2 separate regions of the Homo sapiens genome follow, and region 2 is linked to region 1. Evidence: chromatin loops called from intact Hi-C (ENCODE). Cell type or tissue: mammary epithelial cell. All regions are shown on one strand. Links, peaks and the distances in the headings refer to the core of each region. The heading gives the core; the rest is flanking DNA.

Region 1 (15,488 bases), core at 7,489-15,488:
TGTAAAACTAGCTTCCTGTTTTAAATGTATTAATATAAGCAGATTTGTTTTCAAAATAAAAACACCAGTGTAAATTCCAGAAATGTGAGGATCCCAGGCACAGTGGCTCATACCTCTAATCCGAGAGCTTTGGGAGGCCAAGGCAGGAGGATTGTTTGAGGTCAGGAGTTTGAGACCAGCCTGGGCAATATAGTGAGACCCTGTTTCTACAAAAAATGAAGACTATTAGCCAGGCGTGGTAGTGTGCAACTATATTCCTAGCTACTCTGGACTTGAGCCCAGGAGGTTGAGGCTGCAGTGAGTTACAATCATACCACTGCACTACACAGCCTGGGTGACAGCAAGACCCTGTCTCTGGAAGAAAAAATAAAAAAATGAGGGAAAAGGGTTCATATGGGGAATAGTAGATAAAGATGTTAGAATATCTATTTAGATTTCTGATTGCCAGACTACAGGAAAAGTCACAATCCTAATTTTTTACTTGCTAAATGTTTAAGATTTGAAACATACTATGAAAAGTTATTTTAAAATAACTGGTATTTAGACTCTTGGTGTGTGTGTGTGTGTGTGTATATATATATATATATAAATTCATACGCAGTATTTGCAACAGGCTTTTAAAATCAGATAGTTGTATCCTATAATGCTGCAATTATGTAGAAATGGTACAGTTGCTGGAAGTAATAATCCCATTTTTAAAAATTAGGTGATTTTACATACATGTAACCTGTATTTTACTAGATATATCTTGTGTTTTCTAGCTGGTACAAATCATCATAAACACAACACACCTGGAGCAAGCTTGTAAATATCTTGAGGACTTTATAACTAACATTACAAATATTTCCCAAGAAACTGTTCATACTACAAGACTTTATGGACTTTCTACTTTCAAGGTATGTAAAAATTTGACCAAAAGTTTTCATTTCAGTCACTGTAAGCAGACGTTAAGAAATTAAAGACCGTTCTTATATATGCAAGATCTACTATATTCCTAAAAATTAAGAATAGAGGTATTCATTGTCAACAATGAGCAAGTAAATGTCAGTTTCTTTTTGGCACTGTAAACATCTTATTAACATGGAGAAAAGTATACTTATTTTCTACAGTGTATTATGCTTTGTTCATGTTTTGATGATTTATAGTAGTGCTGACTAGGTCTAACTGAATTAATATTTCACAGTTTAAAAATTAATTCTATATGAGTGTTTATTTTTGAAAATTTAAAATGTAAGACAAATTAAAAAAGGATAGATTTGTTTTCCATCCTTGATTGGTTCTGATCTGAAGAAAAATAAATATTATTACATGTCATTGAAGTCCTACCTCTTTTGCGGGTGGAAAGATTTCTGTTTGAATAATATACAGAATATACTGAGGATTAATTAATGGTTGTTTTAGGTAGAATGTAAGATTAAACAATTTCATAAGGTATTTTATTATTTGGAGTCATAGATGAGACACTGGCTTAGTCTAGTGTGTATAAATCCCCTTGAATTGAATATTTTATTAAACTAATGATAAACCATGTACTGATCACTTATCTGTAAAATGGGCTTGCTAATTTAACCTTACAGCTCTTTCTAAAAGTTTCCTATTAAAAAGAATTCTCTTTAACTACTTTTGTTATATTATCAATCACCCCCAAGATTTTATTGTAGTAACTTGCATTGTAAAAAATGAATGTACTTGTGTTTTAAAATAACTAATTTAGTGTTAACATTTAACCATATGTTGCAAGTGTGAAGTCCACAAACAACCCTGGGATCCTAGAATTACCTGCTTGGCCCCCAAATATTATGCTCCTCTGGTGACTCTTGATCTCATGTAGTCATTTCAATACATAAGACACAAATGCAGAATGATATCTGAATCAGCAGACTTATAAAATTAGCTATTAAAACTTAGAAGCCTAAAAAAGCAGGCATTCATTTATTCAGATAATATAGTACAGTGATTAAATTCATATACTCTGAAGTTAGATTGCTCTGTGACCTTGGGCAAGTTCTTTAATGTAAATGATTCCAGGTTTCTTTATCTATAAAATTAGAGTAACAGTACAGTACCTACCTCATATGATTATTATGAGGAGTAAGGAAGATACTTAGCCCAGAGCCATTCACTGTATGTAAGTCAGGCTCTGAGCACTCTGTTTAGACTCTGAGAATACAAAAATGTATCCCTGCCCTCAAGAAGCTCAGAGGAGGAAAAAAATAATAAAAGACACTTAACAATATGGTATAATAAGTATGATAATATAGGAGGAGATGCCACAAGTTTTTAGTTACTTATTTATCCAAGGACAAATTGATTGTTAGCTTTTATGTTAGATTTTACATAATGCCTCTACTTTCTCTTTATTGTTCTCTCTGTCCTTACATCCATCTGTTACTGATACCCTGTCAAGAAGGGATTTCTCAGGCTTAGAGTTGCAGGCATATTTAACTGTTAACATTACTTTTAATATGCTTACCCAGTACCCTCTGATTAAAACATGAATTGCCTTAGCATCTTGTGTTTCTAGGGATCTTCAAGTAATTATTCTTATCGGTCATAAGCCAGAGAACCAAAGATACTGGAACACAATGTTCTTAGATTAGGGGATCTTGGAACTGCTTTTCTCAAAATCTGCCTGTTGGGAAAGAATGTTTAGAAATGTTAGCTCTGGTTCATCATTCCAGAGTTGAAGCCATAACTATCATTGCATACTCCTTGGTGTATTTCCTTGGAAATCAAGTTCTGCTCTGTAAATAGCAAAGCATCTTTGTTTTTTGTTGTTTATTTGTTTGTTCTGTTTTCACACAGAACTCAGTAAATGCTTTTCTGTTTTCTAATATGTGAGCAAGAGCTGTTTTCATCTTAAGATTTGAAGGTCAAGTATTTTTCAGTTCTGTCTTTTGGTCTATTTCAAGAGGAATTTGTCTCTAAATGTGATAAGGGGAAGCATTTCAACAGGGAGGATTGTTAAATCAATATTAAAGTGAATTACTGAGGGACACTGGGGAATTTCCATTCATAGTGAATAGTCTGTTACCTCTTTCACAAAAACGATTGAAGTACAGTCTTGGCTGTAGACATTTGATTGGATTATATAGCCTCTTAGCCTGATTTTTTTTCAGTTCAGTGACCCTAGAAAACATCTTTCTATTTGATTGCTTAATGATTCTGGAAACAAGTACTTGATACCTATACCTCCATTTGCTTCCCTTTCAAAAACTGCATATGCACACACAAGCTACCTGATCTTGTGTCATAAGTATTTATGTTATGAAATAGCATATAGACTGTTTTGTTAGCTTGTTTGCTAACTCTGTAAGTGATATAAAAGAGGTTCAATAAGTAGTTCCTACCCTCAAGCAGTACCTCAGCTTTTTGAAAGTAACTCAGACCCAATTAGAGAACTACTTAAAGCTAATATAAGTCTTCTCCTAACTGGAAAAATTTGCATCAGTATAGAAGAAAAAAAATGGAAATACCATTCCCTTTCTAACTTGTGTGGTAGAGAAATAGTCCAGTTCTTTCTCTTTGGCATCAGGGATCTTTAACTTGGCTCCAAGGAGCTTTTCCAGCCTGCTACTCTGAAGAGTTGTCTTTTGAGTCCTGGCAGTAATTGCAACTGTAAATGCCTAGAAGAAATGCACTTCTGATTCTTTTTCTAACTTGCCTTTTTTTTGTTTTTGTCTGCTAATGACTATGTAGCAAAGCCTTTTAGGATTGTGGCTGAAGTGACAGTAGTAAATTGTCTTTAAGGGCTTGAAATTCTCTTCTTATGGAGCAAGGACATGGTACATGTCAGTTCTTCCCAACTTGATCTACAGATTTAATGTATTCCCCATTAATATCCAAGCAAGTTTTTCTATGGATGTTGACAAAGTGATCTTTAACTTTATATGGAGACAGAAGACCCAGAAGAACCAACAGAGTATTGAAGAAGAACAAAGTTGGAGGACTGATACTACCCATCTTCAAGACTTACTATAAAGCTGTAGTAATGAGGCTGGGTGCAGTGGCTCATGCCTGTAATCCCAGCACTTTGGGAGGGCGAGGTGGGCGGATCATGAGGTCAGGAGATCAAGACCATCCTGGCCAACATGGTGAAACCCTGTCTCTACTAAAAATACAAAAATTAACTGGGTGTGGTGGTGCGCACATGTAATCCCAGCTACTCGGGAGGCTGAGGCAGGAGAATCGCTTGAACCCGGGAGGTAGAGGTTGCAGTGAGCCGAGATCATACCACTGCACTCCAGCCTGGCGGTAGAGTGAAACTCCGTCTCAAAAACAAAACAAAACAAAGCTGTAGTAATGAATAAGATGTGGTATTGGACAAACAACAGACAAATAGATTAATGGAACAGATTAAAGACCCCAGAAATAGACCCACATAAATATAGTCAACTGAATTTTGACAAAGGAGCAAAGGTAATAAAATGTAGCAAAGATAGTTTTTCAACAAATAGTGCTGAATCAACTGGACATCCACATGTAAAAAAATGAATCTAGACCAGACCTTACACCCTTCACAAAAACTGACTCAAAATGTTTCACAGATCTGTATGTAAAATGCAAAATGATAAAACCCCTAGAAGATAACATAGGAGAAAATCTAGATGACCTTGGGTGGGGCAATGACTTTTTAATTGGTCTTGATTGTTCCCCAAAGGAAAAATCCATGATAGAAATAATTGATAAACTGAACTTCATTAAAATTTTAGACTTCTGTTCTATGAAAGACCCTGTCAACAGAATGAGAAGACAAGCCACAGAACTGGGAGAAAATATTTGAAAAAGACTTATCTGATAAAGGACTCTTGTCTGAAATTGCAAAGAACTCCTAAAACTCAATGAGAAGAAAATGAACAATTGATTTTAAAATGGGCCAAAGACCTTAACATATACCTCAGCAAAGAAGATACAGAGATACCAGATAAGCATATGAAAAGATGTTCCATATATATGTCATAAGGGAAATGCAAATTAAAACAACAGTGAGATACCACTACACACCTATTAGAGTGGCCAAAATTCAGAACAATGACAACACCAAACGCTGACAGGGATGTGGAGCAACAGAAGCTCTTACTCATTGCTGGTGGGAATGCAAAATGCTACAGCCTCCTTGGAAGACCATTTGGCAGCTTCTTAGAAAGTGAAACGCAGTCTTACCATATGATGCAGCAATTGTGCTTCTTGGTATTTATCCCAAGGAGTTGAAAACTTAGGTTCACCCAAAAACTTGCACATGGATGTTTATAGCAGCTTTATTCATAATTGCCCAAACTTGGAAGCAACCAAGATGTCCTTCAGTAGGTGAATGTATAAATAAACCCTGGTATATCTGGACAATGGAATATTATTAAGTACTAAAAAGAAATGAGCTATCTAGCCATTGATATAGAGGAAACTTAAATGCATATTATTAAGTGAAAGGAGCCAGTCTGAAAAGTCTACATATTGTATGATTGCAACTATGTGACATTCTGGAAAAGAGAAAGCTATGGAGGCAATAAAAAAATTAATGGTAGCCAGGAGTGAGGGAGTGGTGGAGGGATAACTAAGTGAAGCACAGAGGATGTTTAGGGCAGTGAGACTATTGCTCTAAAAGTATGTAATTGTGTATACATGCATCAAAACCCATAGAATGTAAAACACTGTGAGTGAATCTGGTGTACACTGTGGACTTTGGAATTTGTGGGGTATGTAGTAAATCTCTGTACTTTCTGTTCAGTTTTGCTGTTAACCTAAAACTACTCTAAAAAATAGTCTATTTAAATTGCAAAAAAAAAAAAAAAAGGCGAACACACTTGTAACTATGAGGTCAAGAAATAAAGCATTACTAGCACCGTAGAAGCCTTCCTCATTCCTCTCCTTTGTCACTATCTTTTTTCCTCTCAGTACTGACTTTTAACGGCACAGAGTAGTTTTGCCTTTTTCTGGGTTCTATTTAAATGAAATCATACAGAGTGCATCTTTTTGTGTGTCTGACTTCTTTTACTCAGCAGGAGTTGGGGTATTTCATTTGTGTTGTTGTATGTAGCTGTAGTTTATTTATTTTGAATTCAATATGGTATTCCATGATAGAATTTACTACACCTTATTTATTAGTGTGAACTGTATCACTTTTGGCTATTTAGAAACTTTTCTTTTGCTTTCATCCTGGTTATTGACTGGATACGTGACCTTTGACAGATGTTATGGTATGGGTAAAATATAATTTATTTAATTTTTAGTAGTAAAGATAGAAATTCAGGAACTGGCATAAACATTTAGAACTAATGAGGTATTATTGGCAGTTTAAAATTTTTTCATTTTAATTATAATGTTTTGTTGTTTTATCTATGTAAAGCTGATGTATTGCTTTGTGAAGGTACTTGCAAAATTACGCCTTGACTGATTAATTGCATGTCAGCTTCTGATTACTTATATGCTTTTTTATTGATGGAGTGTTCCTTTGTAAAATTCATTTTATTGTGTATGCAATTTGATTGCCATTTTAAAAAGGCAATGTATATGACATTTATTTCTTTTGTCATCCTTTACCACCAACTTCTTTTCTGGTCTTCCCCCATTAGAGAGGACTGTATAAAGCAGTTTTATGCTTACAGCTGATTTAATACATTTGAATGACATAAAATCCTAAAAGGTAAGTTAGAAAACAACCAAAAGCAAAAGCAGATTGGGTAACAAATATATATGGGATAGAATAAGTAATTGTAGGTCCCTTCGTAAATAGAACAGAAAAGTAAATAAGGGACATGCTACTTTGCCAAAAACATAAAAGGTAACAGGAAAAATAAAAACATTTTTTCAGTTCTGTAAACAAAAGAGGAGGATCAACAAAATGTAGAGACCTCAATCCTCATAGATAAGAGTGCTCCGCTTTCTGTTTTTTTTTTTTTAATATCATCAGTAATCAGTTAATTATAGAAAATGCCACTTATAAAGATCATGGAAAGCAGAAATAGAGTAGGGAGATAAATGGTTGAGGACTACTTTAAAAAGCTATTTATATCAGATGATTTGCAAACCTGATGACAAACAACCACTTAAGGAGTGGCAGATGCTACCACAAAGCCACTAGTCATTATTTGTGAACACTTTTGAGGTACAAAAGCCCCTGAAAACTAGAAAGGTAAAAATGTAGCAGCCACTTTTTAAAAAGGAAAAGGAGATAACTTAGGTAATCGGAGAATTAGAGGAGTAGTTAGTTTACAGTGACCTGTGACAATCTCAGATAATCCAAAGACTGGATTTTGAATTATTCCAGATAATTGATTATAGCTCAGAACCCATATTTCCCTCTACAAGTGAGGTAATTAGCAGGTGGCTCTATGAGAGATTTAGGTTATTCTAGGACAGGCTACTTTGATAAAGAACAAGAAATGAAATATTCTGTCTTGTCTAAAGTAAGGCTTTGATTGTGTCCCAAAAGATAGTCCTGTAAACAAAGCAGTAATTCCTTAGATGGTTCTGTCTAAACTGAGTGTCATTTTTCACTTGGGGGTATATGTTAAATGATGTTTATTAAGCAAAAATGTATATATAATGTAATGTAAAAATGTTAAAAATATATATATATATGGTTTTTTTTTGAGACAGGGTCCCACTCTGTCATCCAGGTTAGAGTGCAGTGACTTGATCCTGGCTTACTGCAGCCTCAACTTCCTGGGCTCAAGCAATCCTCCCACCTCAGCCTCCCAAATAGCTAGGACTACAGGCCCATGCTACTACCCTGGCTGATTTAAAAAAAATTGTTTTGTAGAGACAGGGTCTAACTGTATTGCCCAGGCTGGTCTCGAACTCCTGGACTCAAGCAATCCTCTTGCTTCAGCCTCCCAAAGTGCTGGGATTACACGTGTAAGCCGCTGTCAGGCCCTAAAGTGCATTTCTGTGGTACTGTGCTAATTGCTGAGGGGAAGATATGGAATGGTTCTTGACCACTAGGATTCTTTTAATCTAGAAGAGCAGATAACTACAAACAAATAACAACAGTGTGTAATAGTAGATGAATTTGGTCCTGTAGACATGTTTGATTTGGTTTTGTGGTTTTTCTAAATGTTTCGAATTTGCATACCTTTAGATGAGACTTAAACTCTATAATGATCCTGCCTACGGTAAATACCCTGCCTGCCATACTTATTCTTGTTACCTGCCTGGACCCTGAAGGCATTTAAGTATTTGTATCAGTTTGGAGCATGGGTAAGATTTTAATCAGCAGAGATGAGGATAAGGAAGAATTGGTATAAACCCATGCACAGAAGGCAGAAAGCTGAAGTTATATTCAGACATTCAGATAATGACCCAGAAGATGGAATATAAAATCATATTTATTCATCTTATGTTAATAAGGATGCTTATTTTTGGTTTAAAATAATGTTTGGTTTACATGTGTTTTGAATGTATATTCTGGGGAAAAATGTAATTTCTTCTAGAAGCAGTTAGTGTCAGTTTCCTTTACTTAAATTTCGATCTTCAGCTGTATCTGGGCTGTAGCTTTTTACCTAATACTTCACCTTGCATTATCTAACTCTCTAAGAAGTACTTTGTATTTCCCTCTGAAAATTGTTTTTGGTATAATTAACATAACTCTTACAGTAACCTACCTTTGTAATAGAACATTTAGTATACTATTTGTGACCTGCGTACTTTAGAACTATGATATTATTAATCTCTGGCTTATAGTCCATGATGACTGTATTTCTTTTTATAAAGAGCAATTTTTTTTTTTTTTTTTGGATCATGGCTCACTGCAGCCTTGAACTCCTGGGCTCAAGTGATCTTCCCACTTCAGGCTTCCGAGTAGCTGGGATTACAGTTGCGTACCATCTTACCTGGCCGATTTTTTAAAATTTATTTTTTGTAGAGATAGGGTCTCACCATATTACCCCTGTTAGTGTCAAACTCCTGGGCTTAAGTGATCTCCTGCCTCAGCCTCCCAAAGTGTTGGGATTATAGGCGAGAGCCTCTGTACCCAGCAAGATAATCTTTTAGAGAGATTTCTAGAACTTTATGATACTTCAGTTCTTGTAATTCCTACAAGCTTTTCATGGCTTTTAACTTTTGATTTCTTAGTTCATTATGGAGCAGATCTTGAGCTTTGTTTTACCCAGAGTATTGATCAAATGGTAATCTGTGATTTGCATGCGTATAAGGCACAATACATATCCTAAAGCCTAATACTCTTTTTTAAAAAAAAAAAAATCACAGTAATATATAATGAAAAAACCTGATGAAAAGTAACCAGGTGAATTAGTGCTTTTTGCTAATTTAATGAGATGCTTAGCACACAAATCCCTCTTTTATTTTTTGGTTGATTTTTAAGTACTAAATGTAAAGAAAATAATAAAACAAGAATATAAAGAATAAAACAACTTCTTTTGATTGCCACATTAACATCTAAAATAAATAATGGAAATTATATATATATTTTTAAAAAATTATAATTTATTGGCTTCTCTGGCCATTTTATTATACCTTTTCCTTCATTATAACTAAATACTATTAATAAATTATATTGGTTAGTCTTATTTGCTTTTTCCCTTCTGCATTAGTAGTGACATTGGATAATGAGTTGGATGCTATATGCAGTGTAACTAACATTAGAAATGTTTAGGTCAAGATAATGGATTATTGGAATTTTGTTTATTAGAGCAGGAAGAAGTTAACTAGGGAGGACACCTTTATGGTGATAGCTCTAACTTTATCTATTGCCTACATATTTGAAGCCCATAAAAATATACATGTATTTCCCTTGCTTTAAATGAGCAAAATTAAATGTAACTTTTTTCTTAAATATTGAATAAATGTTTCTATTATAAGATAGTTGTATTAATCAGGGTTATTAACAGAAAATTGACAGGAACTGATAGAAAAAGCAACTCAAACTTTCTTAAACAATAAAGGAAAAATTATTGGCCAGTGACACTGAGATGTCCAAAGATAGGGCACTGCTGCTCAGTAGATGTCACCATGGATCCAGAGTCTCTCCATCTTTTAACTCTGCTTTATGCAATTTTGGCCTCATCGTCAGACTACTTATAGTGGCCCAGCAGTTCCCAGCAGCTCTAGGCTGTCTCAGTCTGGTAGCAAAATGACTGCCTGCTCACAGTCCCAAACCTCACATCGTCATGTCCTGTCATCTAAAGGAAGAGAAACTGTCTCCCTCCACCAGCTGCTGTATAATTTTTTTGTAAGAGGATGGGACTGGTAATTGACTTAAACTTAGCAAGACCCAACCTTGGAGCTAGGTATCAGTTCAGTCTTACCCAAATGAGATAGCTGTGAATGGGGGCAGGGTGATTTTCCAAAATGTATTTAGGAATTATTCCAAGAGGGGGAATGGACAATAGACAGTAAATCGTATATGTTTACTAAAATCTTTAGCTATTACTACTTAGCTTTTATTCAAAACACACATGTTTATGCTCCAGGAGGTCTAGGTGGAATTTGTGCATGTATATGTTTTAAAAAGTTCCTCAGGTGGGTTCTGTTGCACACCTATGGTTGGGAACCACAGATAGTATATTTAATTCTTACACATTGAAATTTTTTTTAAAAGTTCTCAAATTATGCTAGATACATTTCTGCCTCCAGAGGGCACTATTTCCTTAACAAACAAAGGAAGAATTACTTTGTTTATAAACTGAATCCTTACATTTTATTTAAGAGTTAGCTGATATGCTGACTAGAATGTCAAGAGTTGATAATGCTCTTGACCTCCTGGTAAGGTCATAAGATTGAGAATATTCTGGGTTCAACTGTAGAACTCCCGAAGAAGTTCTAACTAATTTCCTTAGCAATTACTAAATCGTTAGTAATCATTAGTAATCATCTCTTAGGAATGTCTTACCAAATAATTTAGTGTATTCCTATGTATAACTACAGGAAAAGTTACATTGAAAGCCTTTTCTATCTTTTCTTTCTATCCTTGCTCCCATTTCTTTAAAAAGAAAATATAGTGAGCCAGTTCATGCAGCTATAAAGATCAGACACATATGTTTTCTAATGATTATATTTGTCTGGATTATAAAATAAGCAGAATTCTTAGTCCTTAGAAAAGTCCTTTCAACTGTTGACTTTAATCATATTCCTGCTCGGGAGTGCTGTCTGAAATTTTTCTTTGACACAGTACAGCCCGTGATTCCCTGACATAGATTTATTTGCTTCCTATTATAGCCCGTGGAAAGCATTAATAAACCTTAAAAAATATTAGGTACCCTTCCCCGAAAGTTTTTTAACATCTTGAGAAAAGGTTATTTTAACTTAGATATTTTATGGGAAAAGTGGAACCTGCTTGTGGTGTCACCTCAGAAAAACAGACTTATCAACAAAGTTCTAGTGACAATAACAAAAAGCAATAAATAAATTTTTATGTTTTCCCTTTTATTTTTGCTTAGTTCCTTTTAGAAAGTGGTGTTTTCTGAACCACTTTTTCCCTAAACGTGGTCTAGAAAGCATGTAATTATAATTATTATTATTATTATTATTATTATTATACTTTTAGGGTACATGTGCACAATGTGCAGGTTAGTTACATATGTATACATGTGCCATGCTGGTGTGCTGCACCCATTAACTCGTCATTTAGCATTAGGTATATCTCCTAATGCTATCCCTCCCCCCTCCCCCCACCCCACATCAGTCCCCAGAGTGTGATGTTCCCCTTCCTGTGTCCATGTGTTCTCATTGTTCAATTCCCATCTATGAGTGAGAATATGCAGTGTTTGGTTTTTTGGTCCTTGCGATAGTTTACTGAGAATGATGATTTCCACTTTCATCCATGTCCCTACAAAGGACATGAACTCATCATTTTTTATGGCTGCATAGTATTCCATGATGTATATGTGCCACATTTTCTTAATCCAGTCTATCATTGTTGGACATTTGGGTTGGTTCCAAGTCTTTGCTATTGTGAATAGTGCCGCAGTAAACATACGTGTGCATGTGTCTTTATAGCAGCATGATTTATAGTCCTTTGGGTATATACCCAGTAATGGGATGGCTGGGTCAAATGGTATTTCTAGTTCTAGATCCCTGCGGAATCGCCACACTGACTTCCACAATGGTTGAACTAGTTTACAGTCCCACCAACAGTGTAAAAGTGTTCCTGTTTCTCCACATCCTCTCCAGCACCTGTTGTTTCCTGACTTTTTAATGATTGCCATTCTAACTGGTGTGAGATGGTATCTCATTGTGGTTTTGATTTGCATTTCTCTGATGGCCAGTGATGATGAGCATTTTTTCATGTGTCTTTTGGCTGCATAAATGTCTTCTTTTGAGAAGTGTCTGGTCATATCCTTCGCCCACTTTTTGATGGGGTTGTTTGTTTTTTTCTTGTAAATTTGTTTGAGTTCATTGTAGATTCTGGATATTAGCCCTTTGTCAGATGAGTAGGTTGCAAAAATTTTCTCCCATTTGTAGGTTGCCTGTTCACTCTGAAGGTAGTTTCTTTTGCTGTGCAGAAGCTTTTTAGTGTGATGGTGTGAATGGTTTTGTCATCATTTAAAATTTTCTTCTTTCAGATAAAAATAGTGTTTTTTCCCTCGTGACTTAAAAATTTCTAGATATTTGGTCTCTACCACCCCCTCAACTTTTGGTTAATATTTCAATTGTCCCATATTGCTTTTTTAAATCTAGGAAAATGTGAACTAACATCTTTATTTTATTTTAATAAAATTCTATAAACTAAAAAAGAGAATTAAAGCTGGATTTAAATTTGGTTTTAATAAAATACCCAGTTTTATATCAATCTAAAGTTAACCAAGTACTTTAGCTCTGTAAGTTTGGAGGAGGGGAGCTTCTTGAATCTGGCTTTTAAAAGCTTGTTATGCATCTTCTCTTCCTGCCTATATTAGAGGCATCCCAAAAAAGCAAAAGAAATCATAAATAGTGGTCTGAGTGCAGATAGGAAATGCAGCGAAAGATAGGAGCAATCAGACTCTCAATTTTCTTTGCCTGGCGATAGAAGGGAAGCAGGTTGAGTATTTATGAGATGATTGTACATAGTTCTGAGGTTTAGGGTTCTCTTATCCAGCTGCCTTCTGGAATTACTGCCTCTCTTCAGTTGTGTAGTGAACTATATTCATCTGCTTAGATTCAGTAAATGTAGTGAGACATGAATGAGGGAACTGATTATGAACACTGGGGCAAAATGCAAAATGGTAAATACATATTTTTATATTGCTTTGAGAAAATTGACTTACAAATGATGTCATTAAGGTGTGTTATCTTTAGTTCTGTAGGTCATAAGCATTTACCATCTTAGGTACCTGCCCCTAATGTTAATGAAGTTAAAGAGAAATAGGTGTTACTGCCATGAATTATACATGTTAAATATGACACCCCTTTCCACTGGTTAGTGTTTCACCTTTTTTTTTTTTTTTTTTTAAAGGCAAGGTCTTGCTCTGTCACCCAGGCTGCAGTGCAGTGGTGCAATCGTAGCTTACTGCAGCCTCAAACTCCTGAGCTCAAGCGATCCTCCCACCTCAGCCTCCTGAGTAGCTAGGACTATAGGCACAAGCCACCATGACCAGCTAAACTTTTTATTTTTTGGTAGAGACAGAGTCTCACTATGTTGCCCAGGCAGTTATTTAACTCCTGGCCTCAAGTGATCCTCCTGCCTCAGCCTCCCAAACTGCTGGGATTATAGGCATAAACCACTGTGCCTGCCATGTTTTACATAAAAAAAATTCTGTTAATGTTTAATACCCATTTTTTTCTCCCTTACGTAAAAATAACTACACTAAGTTAAGCCAACTTGGGCAATTTGGAAGGCTTGGAATTGTGATATATTAATAGTCTCCATACAGTTCTTTTAGTAAGACATTTATTGAGCATTACTAGGTAAAAAAACATAAGTAAGTATAAGAAAACTAATTTGTTTTAGCCCCTTCTGGGTGCCAATTACTGTTAGGTACTTTGTTTTAATTATAGAAGCTTGTATAATGCTCAAAACAGCCCTGTGAGATGGGGATGATTCTCATTTCATAAATAAGAAATTAAGTTAATTTGCTTAAGATGTAAAGATAAGTGAAATAGTGGGAATCAGACACCTTCCCATTTTCCCAAAACCGTTTTGTTTTTTTCTATTAAGTAAGTGGAAGTATTAACCCATATTCTTTATGAGTCATTTCTTCGTTACTCATTATTAGCAGGAATGGATTTTTTAAATGGCTACAAATTCCTTGACACTTCTCTCATTGAGAAGTGGGGACCTGTATCCCCTTCTCTTGATCTGGGCAGACTTGTGACAGCTTTGACCAAGAGAGTACAGTAAAAATCATTTGAGACTTTAGACTTCTGAGGCTAGGACATAAAAGGCAATGTGTTATTGCCTTTATTCCAAGCATGGAGCACACATGCTTGGAGCCCTGTGCTGCCATGTAAGAAGCCCAGTTACTCTTTAGCCACTTTAGTGCTTTGAGGAAACACTAAAGTGCTTGGCTTTGAGGCAGCCAAGCAACATGGAAAGGCTACCCATCCCCGGTGCCAGACATATGAGTGAGGAAGCCTCCAGATGATTCTAATCCCCAGCTATTGAGTCTTATTGCCAGCCTTCAAGTCTTTTCCAGCTGAGGTCACAGATGCTGTAGTACAAAGTCATCTCCACTGTTTCCTGACCCATAGAACCTGTGAGTATAACAAAATATTTGTTATTTTAAGCCACTAACTCAAAAATAGTAACTGGAACAGCCACCACATAAATACTTCTTCTAGATTCCTATTTTTCCATATCACCATGTAGCTTTTCCTCCATGAAACCCTATTTCTAACCAACATGATCTCTTCTTATTTGGTATACCTTTACTATACATGTAGTTAGTATTAATTTGTGCATGTTTATTCATTTTGGGATTATTGTATTTTCTTTCTTTTATTTTTATTTATTTATTTTTTTGAGATGGAGTTTCACTCTGTTGCCCAGGCTGGAGTGCAGTGGCGCGATCTCAGCTCACTGCAACCTCTGCCTTCCGGGTTCAAGCAATTCTCATGCCTCAGCCTCCTGAGTAGCTGGGATTATAGGCGTACACCACCACGCCCGGCTAATTTTTGTATTTTTGGTAGAGACAGGGTTTCACCATGTTGGCCAGGCTGGTCTCGAACTTCTGACGTCAGGTGATCCACCCACCTTGGCCTCCCAAAGAGCTGGGATTACAGATGTGAGCCACCGCACCTGGTCGACTATTGTATTTTCTATCCTTATCTAGATTTTCTGTCCTCAACTAGATTATAAACTTTTTTCAAGACAGGGGTGATTTCCTTTTTTCATTTAACAAGTGCTCATCTACTGCTTACTATGTGCCAAGCACTGTTCTCGGTGCTAGGGATATATCAGTGAATGAAAACAGACACACACTTCCTGCCTTCATTCCATATCTCTGGGTTCCCCATCTTGGATTCAGCCTATCATAGATCAAAAATATTTGGAAGAAAAAATGCGTGGTGCATCTGTACTGAACATGTACAGACTTCTTTTTCTTGTCATTATACCC
Region 2 (15,488 bases), core at 2,575-10,574, 63 kb after region 1:
AGAATTGTTAGAATACAAGATTTATGTAGAAATAACTAAATATAAAACAATTTTTGAGAATGTAGTAAATATGCAGTGGAAGGGATCAGTGGATAGAAAATTTTGGGTGAGTTATTTTATTACATTTTAATTTTTCTAGTTTTAAAAGGGGCTTAAAATACTTTTTTCTGATTATTATTGTCAAAATGTAATCATACTCTTCTTGGACTTCTGTATTCCAAAATAAGAATATGCAACTAATTCCTTAGCTGCTAGATCACTGTGGCATGGCTTGAATTTTATTATTTTAGCAGCTTGGACTTAATAAATTGAAAAAGATAGATATTTTTCACCTATATTTGTTTTTTTGCTTATATTTGTTTTTAAAATTAGTTTACAAATAGTTAAGTGGTGAAATGCCAAGTATGGGGAATTGGCAAAAAATAAAAATAAAACTGGTCTTGAAAAGTGAAGTCTCACATGAGGTGATAAAAGTTTTTTTTTTAATCAGATGTTAGTGATTATTTAAATAAGGATGCTTTAAAGTTTCAATAGGGCTTTTATGTTCCTTACTTCATAAAGCTATTTCATAGCATATTGCTTTAACACTTTTATATGAAGTAGTATACCACCAAATATAAAGGGGTTGCTAACACCTTTATTTACATTTCAGTTGGGGTTCTTCACTTTTCCTTCTTTTTTTTTTTTTTTTCAGTCTGTGATCCATTTCTGTCTTAATAGGGTGGTTGACAGTTCTTTTCAAGCATACTTAGAAAGGCAAAAGAGCCCTTTTCATAGTACTTATAAGGGGTCATGCTTCTGTTTTTTTTTAGTTTGAATTTGATACTGCTTCATGAGTTGCTATGAAAGATTAGGAAGTAGGTCCAGTGGTCAGATTTTACCTGCCCACCCGGACTTTGCCCTGAGGTCAAACTCCTGATATTTGCTGTTCTGAATAGAGGAGTTGATGACAAGTATGAGCTGATACAAGAGGAAAGTTAGAACCATATCAAAGCTGAAGGCAAGAGAATTGGGACTCTATGAGAGACTAGCTAAAAGATAGATCATCGGGATTGCCCTCTTCTAAGGAAAAGGAAATAGCTGACCTGTGATTGAAAAGACTTTATCATCCTGCCAATCACATACTTGCTAATGGAAGCCAGTTATCTCAACAACATCTTAAGTCCTACTGCTCTAGTAGACAATGTGGAGGATTAGCGGTACTGGTGCCACATTATGTGAATATGCTGCCTCCATCAATTTAAATGTGCTTTGTGAATATGATTTGTTCGTGTAAATTTTTTTTACAAGTAAAGCCTATCATCCTGTTACCCCCTATTCTGAAATTAAGTTGCTAAATGATGGACTTGATATACTTATTTGTGTCTGTTTTCATTTACAAAGACCATATGTTTTGTTAAATATAATATTTCAAGTGGATTTCAGATGCATATGTGAAATTCTTTTGGCAATATATGAAAACTTAAAAAAATTTAAACTATATTAAGATTCTTTGTATAATATGCAGTATTCAGTGATAATTTTTTATAACTTATTTTTTTAATAACTCATTCTTAATACATAGAGATATTTCACTAAATATCACTGGGAAATGAGGTGTCACATATAACTGAATTTTCCAGGTGACCAAAGATTATTTTTTAATCGCCAAAGCTTTTTAAATATAGCCATTTTGATGGAAAACTTTAAAGAAGGTGTCTCTCACTTTCATAGCTTCTAACGGCATATAATTTCCACAGTAGATTGAGCATCCATTGCTTCACTAATACTATACTAAATCCTCTTTAACTGATCCTGTTGCATTTTGTGAGAAGTTACTTACACTGGCAAGATATCATTATTTCATTTGATCGTATCTTGATAATCTTTTAGAAAATATGGAGAAGTTTAGGTAGGTCAAATGATAAAGCAGTAAGGTGGGTTTCAAGCTAATGAAACAATCCTTTGCCCAAAGAATGCTGGCTGATGTATTGTTACCACCCTAGAGCTTCATTTCCCAAAGGGTCTTTCCAGGAACACTGATTTCTCAAGATGAGAAAAGGTTTCCAAGTCAGGTAAGTTTGGGAAGCACTTTATATTTTAACCCCTCTTAGAGACCATTTTTATTAGAATTTTATTTTATTTTAATTTTTTGGAGACACGGTTTCACTCTGTTGCCCAGGCTGCAGTACAGTGGCACAGTCTTGGCTCACTGCAACCTCTGCCTCCGGGGTTCGAGCGATTTTCCTACCTCAGCCTCCCGAGTAGCTGGGATTACAGGTGCACACCACCACACCTGGCCTGGCTAAGACAGTGTTCCACCATGTTGGCCAGGCTGGTTGCGAACTCCTGACCTCAGGTGATCCACCCAGCTAGGCCTCCCAAAGTCCTGGGATTACAGGTGTAAGCCACCGTGCCTGGCCTTTTATTAGAATTTTAAAGATAGGAATTCTGCAGTAACCCAGCATTCCCAAACTCATTACAGGGCACCTCCCTCACTTATTTTAGGGTTTATTACATGAAACATCCTTTGGCAAATGCTTTAAGGAAGATGCTGGCAGTGCCCTCTAAATGTCTTTCTTTGACAGTTTGGGATCAACAGTTTTCTTTTCTCTTTTTTTCCTGGAAAGCCCGACCGCAGGGATCAACATATTTTTAAAATAATAATTTGAGTTAAGACATAGAAAAAATACAAATTGTATGTGTAGATTATATGAAGCCAGGAGAGTTACCCAAGATGACAGGAGACAGAATCAAAGTATTCTGAGTAGGCTTGAGTGATGAGCTGAAGCCAACAAAGTTAAATTTAGTAAGAAAAATATTAAGTCTATGTTTAACTTTTTTAAAAATAATTTTTTTTAAATTTCAGGTTTTAGGAAATCTGACTTACAATGCGAAAAAGATCTGGTAGTTTTAGTTAACCTCCATGAACAAATTGTGTGATGGTAATTCCTAGACTGCATTCATGAAATTGTGGTATTTGGATTAGACCACTGTGCTTTGGGGCTGTTAAGACTATGCCTGTGTATTGCATGATGACATAGACACTCACAAATTGGAGAGCACCTAAAAAGAGAGTTACAAGGCTAGTGAGGGATGAGATACCTTGTCATATGAGAAGCCATTTTTAAATTTTGGGACATTTAATTTAAAGCTTAGAAGTGTAGCTTTGCAGAGGAATATAAAATAGGTTTTTATTGGCCTAGATATATGAGTCAAGTGTACTATTTTCTTCTTCCAAATATAATCCTATGCCACAATAATAATTTACTTAACCCATTCAGGATTAGGTCTTGTTTTCAAGTATTTAATTTATTTCAAGTATTTTAATTTTGGGCAAACTAGAGAAAAGAGGAGTGGTCATTCCTTTGAATGATATGTAGAGAATTTGAAAGGGAATTTTAAATGTGCAAAATATATGTGGATCTCATAGCACTTTCAAATAAATGTTTTATTAAAGTACATTATGCATTCGGGCAAATCATATGTATACTGCTGCTGATTTTTCACCAGGTGACTACATCTATAGAACACATAGATCAAGAAAGAGAACTTGACCAGTACCTCAAAAGAGAGCCCCCACCCCACACTGTGCCTCTTTCTAGTCATTCTTCTCCTCCCTTTCAAGGATAACCACTATCATGACTTTTAACACCAAAGATAAAAGTAGCCTAAGTTTTAACTTTGTATACACCAAATCATGCAGGATAACTTTTGGTTCTGCTTTCTTTTGCTCATTGTCTTTGAAATTTATCCATGTTGTTACGTATAGCTGTGGTTCATTCACTCCCTTCGTTGTGTAGTTTACCCTTGTACAAATATACCATAATTTATGTATATGTTCTGCTCTTGGTAGACATATGAAGTGATTCCAGTTTTGCTGTTACAGTAGTACTAACATGATCATTCTTTTACATGTCTTTTGGTAAACATATGCACACATTTCCGTTTGAGTGTTTACCTAGGAGTGGAATTGCTGAGTCAGGGAGTGTATACACATGATCAGTTTTAATAGATACTGTGAAGCATTTGTGCTAGTTTATACTTCAGCCATCAGTGTAGAGAAGTTCTAGCTGTTCTGCATCCCTGTTATCACCTGGTATTGTCTGTCTCTTCTTTTTTAGCCATTCCAGTGGCTGTGTGGTAGTTTTACACTGTGGTTTTAATATACAGGCATACCTTGCTTTACTGTGCTTTGCTTTGTTGCAATTCACAGATAATGTGATTTTTACAAATCTAAGGTTTGTGATACTGCTGCATCCTGGAAGTCTTTCAGTACCGTTTTTCTAACAGCATATGGTCACTTAGTATCCTTGGTCACATTTTGTAATTCTCACAGTATTTCAAACTTTTTCATTATTACTATGTCTGTTTTTGATCTGTGATCAGTGGTCTTTGATGTTACCATTGTAATTGTTTTGGGGTGCATGAACCACACCCATATAAGATGATGAACTTAATCAATAAACCTGTGTGTTCTGACTGCTCTACCAACCAGCTGTTCCCGTCTCTTCCTCTCCTGGAGCCTCCCTATTCCCTAAGAGGTAACAATATTGAAATTAGGCTAATTAATAATCCTACAGTGGCCTCTAAGTGTTCAAGTGAATGGAAGAGCCACATGTCTCTCACAAAAGCTAGAAATGATTAACTTAATGAGGAAGGCATGTCGAAAGCTGATAGACCAAAAGCAAGGCCTCTTGCACCAAACAGCCAAGGTGTGAATACAAAGAAATAATTATTGAAGGAAATTAAAAGTGCTACTCCAGTGAACACAAGATTGATATGAGAGCAAAATAGCCTCATTGCTGATATGGAGAAAGTCCGAGTGTTCTGGATAAAAATGAAACCAGCCACAGCATTCCCTTGAGCCAAAGTATAATCCAGAGCAAGGAGGGCCTAACTCTGTTCAATTCTATGAAGGCTGAGAGAAGTGAGGAAGCTGCAGATGAAAAGTTTGAAGGTAGCTGAGGTTGGTTCATGAGGTTTAAGGAAAGAAGCCATCTCCATAACATAAACGTGCAAGATGAAGCAGCAAGTGCTAATGGAGAGGCTACAGCAAGTAATTTATCCAGAAGATCTAACTAAGATAATTGATGAAGTGGCTACACTAAGCAAGAGATTTTCAGTGTAGATCAAACAACCTTCTATTGGAAAAAGGTATCAACTATGACTTTCATAACTAGAGAAGAGAAGGCAATACTTGGTTTTAAAGTTTCAAAGGACATTCAGACTGTCTTGTTAGGGACTAATGCATCTGGTGACTTTAAGTTGAAGCCAGTATTCAATGACCATTCCAAAAACCCAAGGGCCCTTAAGAATTGTTACATCTGCCTGTGCTCTATAAATGGAACAACAAAGCCTGGGTGACAGCACATCTATTTATAGCATGGTTTGTTGAATATTTTAAGTGCACTGTTGAGACCTCCTGCTCAGAAGAAAAGAATCCTTTCAAAATATTACTGCTTATTAACAATGGACTTCATCACTCAAGAACTCTGATGGATATGTACAAGGAAATAAATGTTTTCATGCCTGCTAACACAGCATTCATTCTGCAGCCCATGGATCAAGGAATGATTTCAACTTTCAAGTCTTATTATTTAAAAATACATTTTGAAAGGCTACAGCTACCATAGAATAGTTCCTCTGATGGGTCTGGGCAAAGTCAACTGAGAGCCTTCTGGAAAGGATTCTCCATTCTAAATGCCATTAAAGACATTTGTGATTGGTCGTGGCTCACCCCTGTAATCCCGACACTTTGGGAGGCCGAGGTGGGAGGACTGCTTGAGGCTGGGAGTTTGAGACCAACCTGGACAACATAAGGAGACGCTGTCATATGTTATTTTTTTTAAAACTAGCCAAGCATGGTGGTGCTTGCCTGTAATCCCAGCTACTCTGGAGGCTAGGTGGGAGGATCGCCTGAGCCCTGGAGGTCGAGACTTCAGTGAGCCATGATCGTGCCACTCCACTCCAGCCTGGGCAACAGAGCAAGACCCTGTTTCAAAAAAAAGAAAAAAGTTTCCATTCCTCATGGATGATTTTGAGGGGTTCAAGACTTCAGTGGAGGAACTAACTGCAGAAGCCGTGGAAATAGCAAGGAAACTAGAACTGGAGCCTGAAAATGTGATTGAGTTGCTAAAATCTCATGATAAAATTTGAATGGATGAGGTATTACTTCTAACGGATAAGCAGGGAAAGTGTTTTTTTGAGATGGAATCTACCCCTGGTGAAGAGGCTGTTCACAAGGAAATTAGAATATGCTGGATGCGGTGGCTCAGGCCTGTAATCCCAGCACTTTGGGAGGCCGAGGCAGGTGGATCACCTGAGGTCGGGAGATCAGGACCAGCCTGACCAACATGGAGAAACCCTGTCTCTACTAAAAATACAGAATTAGTTGGACGTGGTGGCATATGCCTGTAATCCTAGCTACTTGGGAGACTGAGGCAGGAGAATCGCTTGAACCTGGGAGGCGGAGGTTGCGGTGAGCTGAGATCGTGCCATTGCACTCCAGCCTGGGCAACAAGAGTGAAACTCCATCTCAAAAAAAAAAAAAAAAAAAAGAATTTAGAATATTACATAAACTTAGTTGATAAAGAAGTGGCAGAATTTGAAAGGATTGACTCCAATTTTGAAAGATGTTCTACTCTGGGTAAAATGCTGCCAAACAGTATCCATGCTTCAGAGATACCTTTTGTGAAAGGAAGAGTCAATTGATGCAGTAAATTTCATTGTTGTCTTTTTTTAAGATATTGGCATAGCCACCTCAGCCTTCAGCAATCACCACCCGAATGAGTCAGCAGCCATCCACACTGAGGCAAGAGTCTCCACCAGCAAAAACATTGCTACTGGCTGAAGGCTCAAATGATCATTAGCATTTTTTTTGTAGTAAAGTACATTTAATTAGGGTGTGTACGTTGTTTTTTCAGACATGCTATTGCACACTTAATAGACTATAGTGTAAACATAACTTTCATTTACACTGGGTAACCTAAAAATTTGTGTCACTCACTTTATTGTGATAATCATTTTATTGAGGTTGTCTGGAACCAGACATATAGTATCTCCGAAGTATGCCTGTTTATTTCTTGATGACTTATAAAATTGAATTTTTTTCATCCATGTATTTGCCATTTGAATGTTCTCTTTTGTGAATAACCTGCCGAGATTTGAGGCCATTTTTCTCTATTGGGTTGTCTATGTCTGACTGATATATAGAATTTCTTTGTATATTCTGAATGGGAGTTCTTTATCAGGTCTATGTATTGTTGTAAATGTCTTCTACTCTGTTGCTTGTCTGTTCACTCTTAATAGTGTCTTTTGATGAGGAGAAGTTCATAATAGTAATGAAATCCAGTTTATTATTTTTTATGATTCTTTTAATGTCCTGTTTAAGAAATCTTTGCCCTACCCCTGAAATCACAAAGATATTTTCCTTTGTTTTCTTCTGTAATTTTATTGTTTTACCACTCATATTTAAGTTTATAATCCATCCAAAGTTGATTTTTATGCATAGTTTGGGATGTAAAGTTCCAGATTCATTTTGTTCTGTATGGTTATTCAATTGACCTAGCATCATTTATTGAAAATAAATGGATCTCATAGTGTTTTTCTTTTTTCTTTTTTTTTTTTTTGAGATGGAGTTTCGCTCTTGTTGCCCAGGCTGGAGCGCAATGGCGCGATCTCGGCTCACTGCAACCTCTGCCTCCCAGGTTCAAGTGATTCTCCTGCCTCAGCCCCCTGAGTAGCTGGGATTACAGGCATGTGCCACCACGCCCGGCTAATTTTGTATTATTAGGAGAGACAGGGTTCCTCCATGTTGGTCAGGCTGGTTTCGAACTCCCAACCACAGGTGATCTGCCTGCCTCGACCTCCCAAAGTGCTGAGATTACAGGCCTGAGCCACCGCGACTAGCCTAGTTTTTTCTGTTTAGTAGAGACGGGGTTTTGCCATGTTGCCCAGGCTAGTCGCAGACTCCTGAGCTCAAGCAGTCTGCCCACCTGAGCTCAGGCAATCTGCCTGCCTCGACCTCCCAAAGTGCTAGGATTATAGGCGTGAGCCACTGCGCCCAGCCAAAAAAATGGTAAATTTTCAAAAATAATTTGAACTTCTAAAAAAAGCATTCAGATAATTTTATGAAGTTTGATAATTACTAGAGAATTAATGCTGCTTAGATGCAGTAAACCAGTCAGTCATACAGAATAACTTGTTTTTAAGAAGCATGAACAGTAACACAGGATTCCTTGTGAAGAATGAGAAGATTTAATTGAGAAATTAAAATACCAGCTCATGTAGAGTTCAAATCCTAACAGTTGTTGGATTCCTTAGTGACTCATCAAGGCTGTTGTTATTGAGCCACAGTCTGCAAGTATGCAGAGAAAGTATGCAGTCTCCAAGTATGGAGAAAAATAAAGAATATGTTTTTACTTTTTTCTCTTACTAATATACTTCATAAATTATAAATGAGATGGGAACAATTTGAAGGGTAGATGTTTTAGTAAAATGATCAAGATAGGTTCTGTGTTTTTCTGTTTGTTGTAGAGTGTCTCATAGTATTATTAACAAAAAAGAAATACAGTTAAAGTGACATTTTTCAAGATACACCTCCCCTTAAGGCAAACAATCTAATTTTTGCCAAAATAAGAACCTTAAAGCCAAACTTCCAGGAAGAAAACAGTATTACTATTTAGTGTACTAAAAATAGGATGAAAAAATGCTGTAAGTCCTTTAGAACTTACAGATATTTTTGGCCCAGATGGTTTACTTTTCACGTTAATTTAGCTGTGAGCACCTACAGATGCAGAAAGAGAAGGAGGTAGAGGAACAAAAGCTACTTTGTTCAGTTGATCTCTTTACCTGACACCAAGCCCTCCCTGCCAGGTAAGAGGGGAAATTTACACCTAGATATGTTCTTTTTCCTGTCATCACTTCTTTGATGCAACATCATTTTTTAAAGAATACTTTAAAAAAAAAGTCATTTTGTTACCCTGCACATGAATCTTTTTATTAATTGAAACCAGGGAAGATTCTCTGCCTCCAGGAGTTCAGGAATTATTTCTGAAGGTAAAGCCCATTCTTTTTCATTTTTTAGTTGGTTTTTAACTTATCAACTCTTACAGCTTGACTTGTTCTTATCTGTGTTCTGATCTAATATGTTCTCATTTAATTAGACAAGAGTGTAGTCCATGCGTTTTCTTTCTTTTCTTTTTTCTTTCTTTCTTTTTTTTTTTTTTTTTTTTGAGCAGAGTCTTCGCTCTGTCACCCAGGCTGGAGTGCAGTGGCGCAATCTCAGCTCACTGCAACCTCCGCCTCCCAGGTTCAAGCGATTTTCCTGCCTCAGCCTCCCGAGCAGCTGGGATTACAGGCACATGCTACCGCACCCAGCTAATTTTTGTATTTTTAGTACAGAGGGGGTGTCACCATGTTGGTCAGGCTGGTCTTGAACTGCTGACCTCAGGTGATCTGCCCGCCTCTGCCTACCAAAGTGCTGGGATTATAGGCATGAGCCACCGTGCCCGCCCCCATGCCATTTTTAAAAGAGGCACCCCATAATACTACCCCTCACTTCATAGATTTGTTTTCTAATAAGACAAATGCACATATCATGAAGATATATGCCATTTCTTTCACGATAAATTGTTAAGTCTGGGCTTCTCAATATAATACACTGCAAGAGGACTAAGCAACCATTAGCCATAGGCATTACACATTTGACCACTCTTATGTTCTACCACTTTATAGGGAAATCTGTTATGAATAATTTGTAGTTTTCTATTGATTTTTTCCCCCCTTAGCCTTCGTCTCCACAGACAGGAATTTGTTGTAACATAGATTGCAGACTGGGTGTGGTGGCTCATGCCTGTAATTCCAGCAGTTTGGGAGGCTGAGGCAAAAAATCAGCCAGGTATTGTGGTGCACACCTGTAGTCCCAGCTAGTCAGGAGGCTGAGTCAGGAGGATTGCTTGAGCCTGGGAGTCAAGGCTGCAGTGAGCTATGATTGCACCACTGCACTCCATCCTGGGCAACAGAGCGAGGGTCACAAAAACAACAGCAAACAACAACGTAGATTGCATTGCACAAAGGTCATTACATGCCTTTACGTCAGGGGTTCCAACTTGAGAACCATGGGTTGGTTTTAGGAGGTTCAAGCAGAATTTTGTATGTGCATTTTTCTGAGAAGAAAGTCTAATGTTTTCATCTCAAAGGCAGCATATGTGACCTAAAAATAGATAGCTACACACCACTACTCCAGCAAAACTGAAAGCTGTCCAGATTAAGCCAGATCACCAAGAGCTGCCGTATTTTCAGATGTTTCTTCATTTACTCGACAAATGTTTGAGCACCTGCTTTGGGCACTGTTTTAAGTGCAGAAGACAGTGGTGAACAAGATAGGCAGGATCCCTCCTCTCACAGTCCCCCTTTGTTGGAGGGAGATCCACAACAAAGAGTGCTAATTTAAATAGTTTTAGATGGAATTTCAAATAGCTTTTAGATGGTATGAGAAAAATAAAACAGGTTAATGTGATAGTGACTGGAGGTGAGGTGGGCCACTTCAGATTTGGTGATCAGGGAAACCCTCTTTAAGGCGGTGGCATTTGAGCACATAACTGAGTGAAATTGGGAAATATAGGGAAATAGCATTCCTGGCAGAGGGAAGAGCAAGAGCAAAGTCCTAAGGTGCTGTTAGGAAAGAGAAAGGGTAATAGTATGGCTATAATGTAGTGTGCAAGAGGAAGAGGGGCAAATGAAATTAGGAGGATTATCAGAGCCAAATCATGTAAGGCCTTGAGGGTTTTGTTAAGGAGTTTGGATCATAGGTATGATGGGAAATCATTCAAGGGTTTCAAGCAGGTTAGTGTCATACTCTGATTTGTATTTTGAGAGTTTATTCTGGCTGTTTTAAGGAGAATAGATTTAAAAGGGACAAAATTAGAATCAGGAAGAGCAATTAGATGATTGTTTTGGTAGTCTAGACTACAGATGATAGAATTGCTGTAGTAACTACTGATGATTGGGTTCACTGTATTTCATAGTAGGTCATAGTAGCTCCCAGCAGACTCAGAGATTTCTGCTTTCAGTATTACAGATAGTTGAATTTACCCTGAGCAACTGGTTTGTTTTTATTTCAAGAGAACTGTGAGTTGTACAATTAATGGTAGTTTATTCTGTATTTTGGAGACAGAAAAACTCAGGAATATAGCATAGCATCACATGTATTTTGTGTACTAACCTCCTCATCTTTCCTACTCTCATTTTCTCGTGGCCCTGGCTTTTCTCAGTTAACTAAGTTAAATTTGTCTTGCATATGTTTTTGTAAATTGCCTTAAAACCCGTTTGGAACAATGCAATATGTAAATAAATTAAGCGTTTGTTAGTGGACTCCTAAAACTGTTCGCAGTAAAAAGCATTAGGTGTGGGTAGATTTTGATTTATTTGCTTGTTTATTTGTCATTTATTTCTTCAATAAAAATGATTGAGTGCCAGGCACTGGGGAAAAAGAAGTGAGTGGTAGAAATTAAATAAGAGCCAGACTATTGGAGAGATAAGTTAGTTGGCAGTAATGAGATAAAGTTGAAGACAAAGACTATTGGATTCTGAAAGACAGCTAAAGGATAAAAAGTTAGGAGTGTAAAAAGAAAGCCACCAAAGTATCTGAATGACTTGTTGACAAGAACACTATTGTGTAGGAAATCAGAGACAGGATGGAGTCCTGCACTTCTTAATAACTACTGCATGACTTTGGAAACTGTTTCCTGAACTATTTCAACTATATATATTAACAATGGTTTAATGAAATCTGTGAGGGAAAATGTTGTAGAGTTTACTTCTGGGAGAGAGCTTTTACCTGGCATGCTTAATCTTGATTGCTAAAGTTAGGAATTATGTGAAGCTTGCAGTAAAGAGGTTATCAGTTGATTGAGTCAGCAGCTACCATCTATTGGTTTTTAACACTTCAACAGGGCAGTGGCATCGCTATGCCAGGTTCATATCATAGGTGAACTATTAAAAGCTGACAGTTTCTTCCACCAGTCTTGCTTGAAAAGGGAAGTACCCTGGGCACCCACCTCCTTGTTCTTAGCCCCTCACCCATTTTCTTTTATCCTTTTATACATGGCCTGATAATCTCTCTCTACCATACCCCCAAATGATTATAAGGTTTAGGAAAGAAGTTCCCATGTACATCACCATAGAAAGATAGGAAAACCCTGATAAACATACACTTGTATTTGACTCAAAATGAACAACTTTGAGTTCTGTCTAAAGGGACATGAACAAGCTTTGAATCTTATGAAGGAATTGTTTGGCCAGAATTCTTGCCATAGAGACTGGACGTCTGCCAGGACTTTACTTTGAAATTTCTGTCTTCTGTTTCTAATCTTAAGGCATCACAACATACAATTCTTTTGCCACTGGTCCAGTTTATTCTTTTATGATGAGGAAGAAGGCACTTTTAAATAACAATTATTTCCACTATAATTAAACAAATCTTCTTTTGTTTGCATTATTTTGTTACTATATTGTATACACACCCTGCCTGCTTAAACTTGCCCCTGTGACTACTTCACAGGAACTTTCTTTAGAAGTTTTAAAGTCGTTGACTTCTTAAAGTATTAATGGGATTTGCCAAAGTTGTAGTATCTGAATGCTTGACTAGATATAGTAGCAGGACAACAAGCTTGTTCACACAGCTCCTCCAGCAAGCATTTTTTCCTCAGACAATCCTAAATTCATTTGAAGTGCCAAAGAATTAAAGGAAGATACATTTGGGTTTACTTCTGAATATAACAAGACCAGACATCTCACAAAGTTTACCTTAAGGTCCAGATATTAGAAAAGTATGCTGCCCTTTTGGGAAAGCTTAGATTTTAAAGGATTAGTCTGAACCTAAATGACTTTTGCGTTTTTCTTCTTTTTGCTCCAGTGTCATAATTCCGGAAGTTTATAGTTTATGTGCTTAAATATGTAGGTGATAGGTGCTTATGCCTTCAGCTATCGATATGAACTTTGAACTCAAATTTTTATGATTATTTTAAGAGTAAACGTTAGAGCTGTTTTGTAGTTTGGAAAATTACCCTGTAAAATGATTTTTCAAAAACCAAAAACAAACACTGTGATAATTACAAAAATTGTTTATGCTCACTGTTTTTAAAAATTTCTTAAAAGTACTATAATTGCACACTCACAAAAAGTTACAAATATAGTTTAGAGAGGTCCCTTGTACACTTCCCCCAGTGCTAACGTTTTACATAGCTATAGTATTTGTCGAAACCAGGAAATTGGGGCCTGTCGTGGTGGCTCACGCCTGTAATCCCAACACTTAGGGAGGTTGAGGTGAGCGGATCACTTGAGGCCAGGAGCTCTAGACCAGCTTGGCCAACATGGCAAAACCCCGTCTCTACTAAAAATACAAAAATTAGACGAGTGCATTGGCATATGCTTGTAATCCCCACTAGTTGGGAGGTTGAGACATGAGAATTGCTTGAACCTGGCCTGCGGAGGTTGCAGTGAGCCAAGATCTTGCCACTGCACTCCAGCCTGGATGACAGATCAAGACTCTGTCTCCAGAAAAACAGAAACGAAAACACAGGAAGTAGATATTGTATGTTCACTGTTAAACTAAAATCAAACCTAAAAAGAAAGCTCTCAGGCCGGGCACGGTGGCTCACACCTGTAATCCCAGCACTTTGGGAGGCCGAGGCGGGCAGATCACCGAAGGTCGGGAGTTCAAGACCAGCCTGACCAACATGGAGAAACCCCATCTCTACTAAAAATACAAAACATTAGGCATGATGGCGCATGCCTGTAATGTCAGCTACTTGGGAGGCAGAGGCAGGAGAATCACTTGAGCCTGGGAGGTGGAGGTTGCAGTGAGCCGAGATCACACCATTGCACTCCAGCCTGGGCAACAAGAGTGAAACTCCATCTCAAAAAAAAAAAAGAAAAAAAAGAGAAAGCTCTTATTTTCCCCTCCTCTTCAGTCTTTCACAGTCATTATTTCCCTCCAGACCTTTGTAGTGTACATTCGAACATGTATACATGCAGATACTTACATGCACACATGTAGTTATTTCCTTTTTGGGGGAGGTATGTTATAATTCACATTTTTCATGCAACATATGCTTTCATATTGGTAAATATGGATGTTTCATTCTTTTTAATTTCTTTGTACTGTCTATAGTGTACATATACCATAATTTATTAAACAAGTCCTCATTTGTTGGACATTATGGATTCTTTAGTTTTGTCTATCTATTAATGAAGCTGCCATTAATATATTTATACATATATATCGAGCACTTGTGTAAGTATTTCTGTAGGCCTTTAGAAGTGGAATTACTGGGTACTGCTGAAAAAGCTCTCCAAAAAAGTATATAAATCAGAATTATTTTTAAAAGAGATACGTAACTTGGCAATATGACAATAAATAAAGCTAACAGATTTATGGAAAAAATTAAGTCATTTAAGTTTGCAGTTGGGCAAATACAGAATATTTCTTATTTACAATATAAGCATTATTGTAATATGATACATTTTAAGGTAAATTTTCAGTGAGTTACACAAGGATTAAATCTTTGTTTCCACAGACTGTGCATAATGTAAAAAGAGACAGTCCCAGATTTACCTGTTTTCAATTATCAATATTCCTGCTCTTTTTTTCACTGAAAGGGATAGGTTAAAATTTTTAGAACAGTTTGTCAACTATGGAGGGTAGTGATATTCTGGCCTTTGATAAATATCATATATGCAGTAAACTAATGATTAACTATTAACATTGGCATTACTCAACAAGGAGCTATATCTTTTCTCTCAAAATTAATTCACATTTTTGCCAAACTTCCTTTCTTCTTCTACTTTTTTTTTTTTTTTTTGGAGACAGGGTTTCTCTGTCGCCCAGGCTGGAGTGCAGTGGTGTGATCATGGCACATTGCAGCCTCAACCTCCCCAGGCTCAGGTGATCCACCTCAGCCTCCGGAGTAGCTGGGACTACAGGTGCATGCCACCACACCCAGCTGATTTTTGTATTTTTTGTAGAGGCAGAGTCTTGCCATGTTGCCCAGATTGTTCTGAAACTCCTGGCCTCAAGCGATCCACCTCAGCCACCCAATGTGCGGGGATTAATAGGGCCACTACATCCAGCCCTATTATTCTCCATTTTTTTTTTTTGAAATGGAGTTTCTCTCTTGTTGCCTAGGCTGGAGCATAGTGGTGTGATCTCAGTTCACTGCAGCCTCTGCCTCTCAGGTTCAAGCGATTCTCCTGCCTCAGCCTCCTGAGTAGCTGGGATTACAGGCACGTGCCACCACACCCAGCTAGTTTTTCTATGTTTAGTAGAGGCAGGGTTTCGCCATTTTGGCCAGGCTGGTCTCAAACTCCTGACATCAGGTGATCCGCCTGCCTTAGCCTCCCAAAGTGCTGGGATTACAGGTGTGAGCCACCGCACCTGGCTATTACTCATTTTTAAGAAATATTTTTCTCGGGCCGGGTGCGGTGGCTCACGCCTGTGATCCCAG

Evidence for each region. A loop is a pair of places that touch in the nucleus more often than their neighbours do. Peaks named below come from ENCODE experiments on the same cell type or tissue, not always from the same donor. Only the 100,000 strongest peaks of a DNase experiment are listed, where the experiment ranks them.
Region 2: a loop joins it to region 1, with 2.3 times the contacts of the local background. A loop is called at or near these places in 9 of 110 quality-filtered maps.

Annotation. Positions count from the first base shown.
Region 1 is chr10:92,954,819-92,970,306 of GRCh38, forward strand. EXOC6 (exocyst complex component 6) reads left to right here. Exons shown (of 22, transcript NM_019053.6): 17 at 762-896. Among named protein-coding and RNA genes, the nearest start is that of CYP26C1, 98 kb to the right of the region's middle. In mammary epithelial cell, for the core only: a CTCF peak has its summit at 10,590 (motif pointing right); no DNase peak of the experiment used is centred there; H3K27ac peaks cover 872 bases.
Region 2 is chr10:93,022,316-93,037,803 of GRCh38, forward strand. All of the region lies in intron 20 of EXOC6 (exocyst complex component 6), which reads left to right. Among named protein-coding and RNA genes, the nearest start is that of CYP26C1, 31 kb to the right of the region's middle. In mammary epithelial cell, for the core only: no CTCF peak of the experiment used is centred there; a DNase peak (open chromatin) is centred at 6,776; H3K27ac peaks cover 389 bases.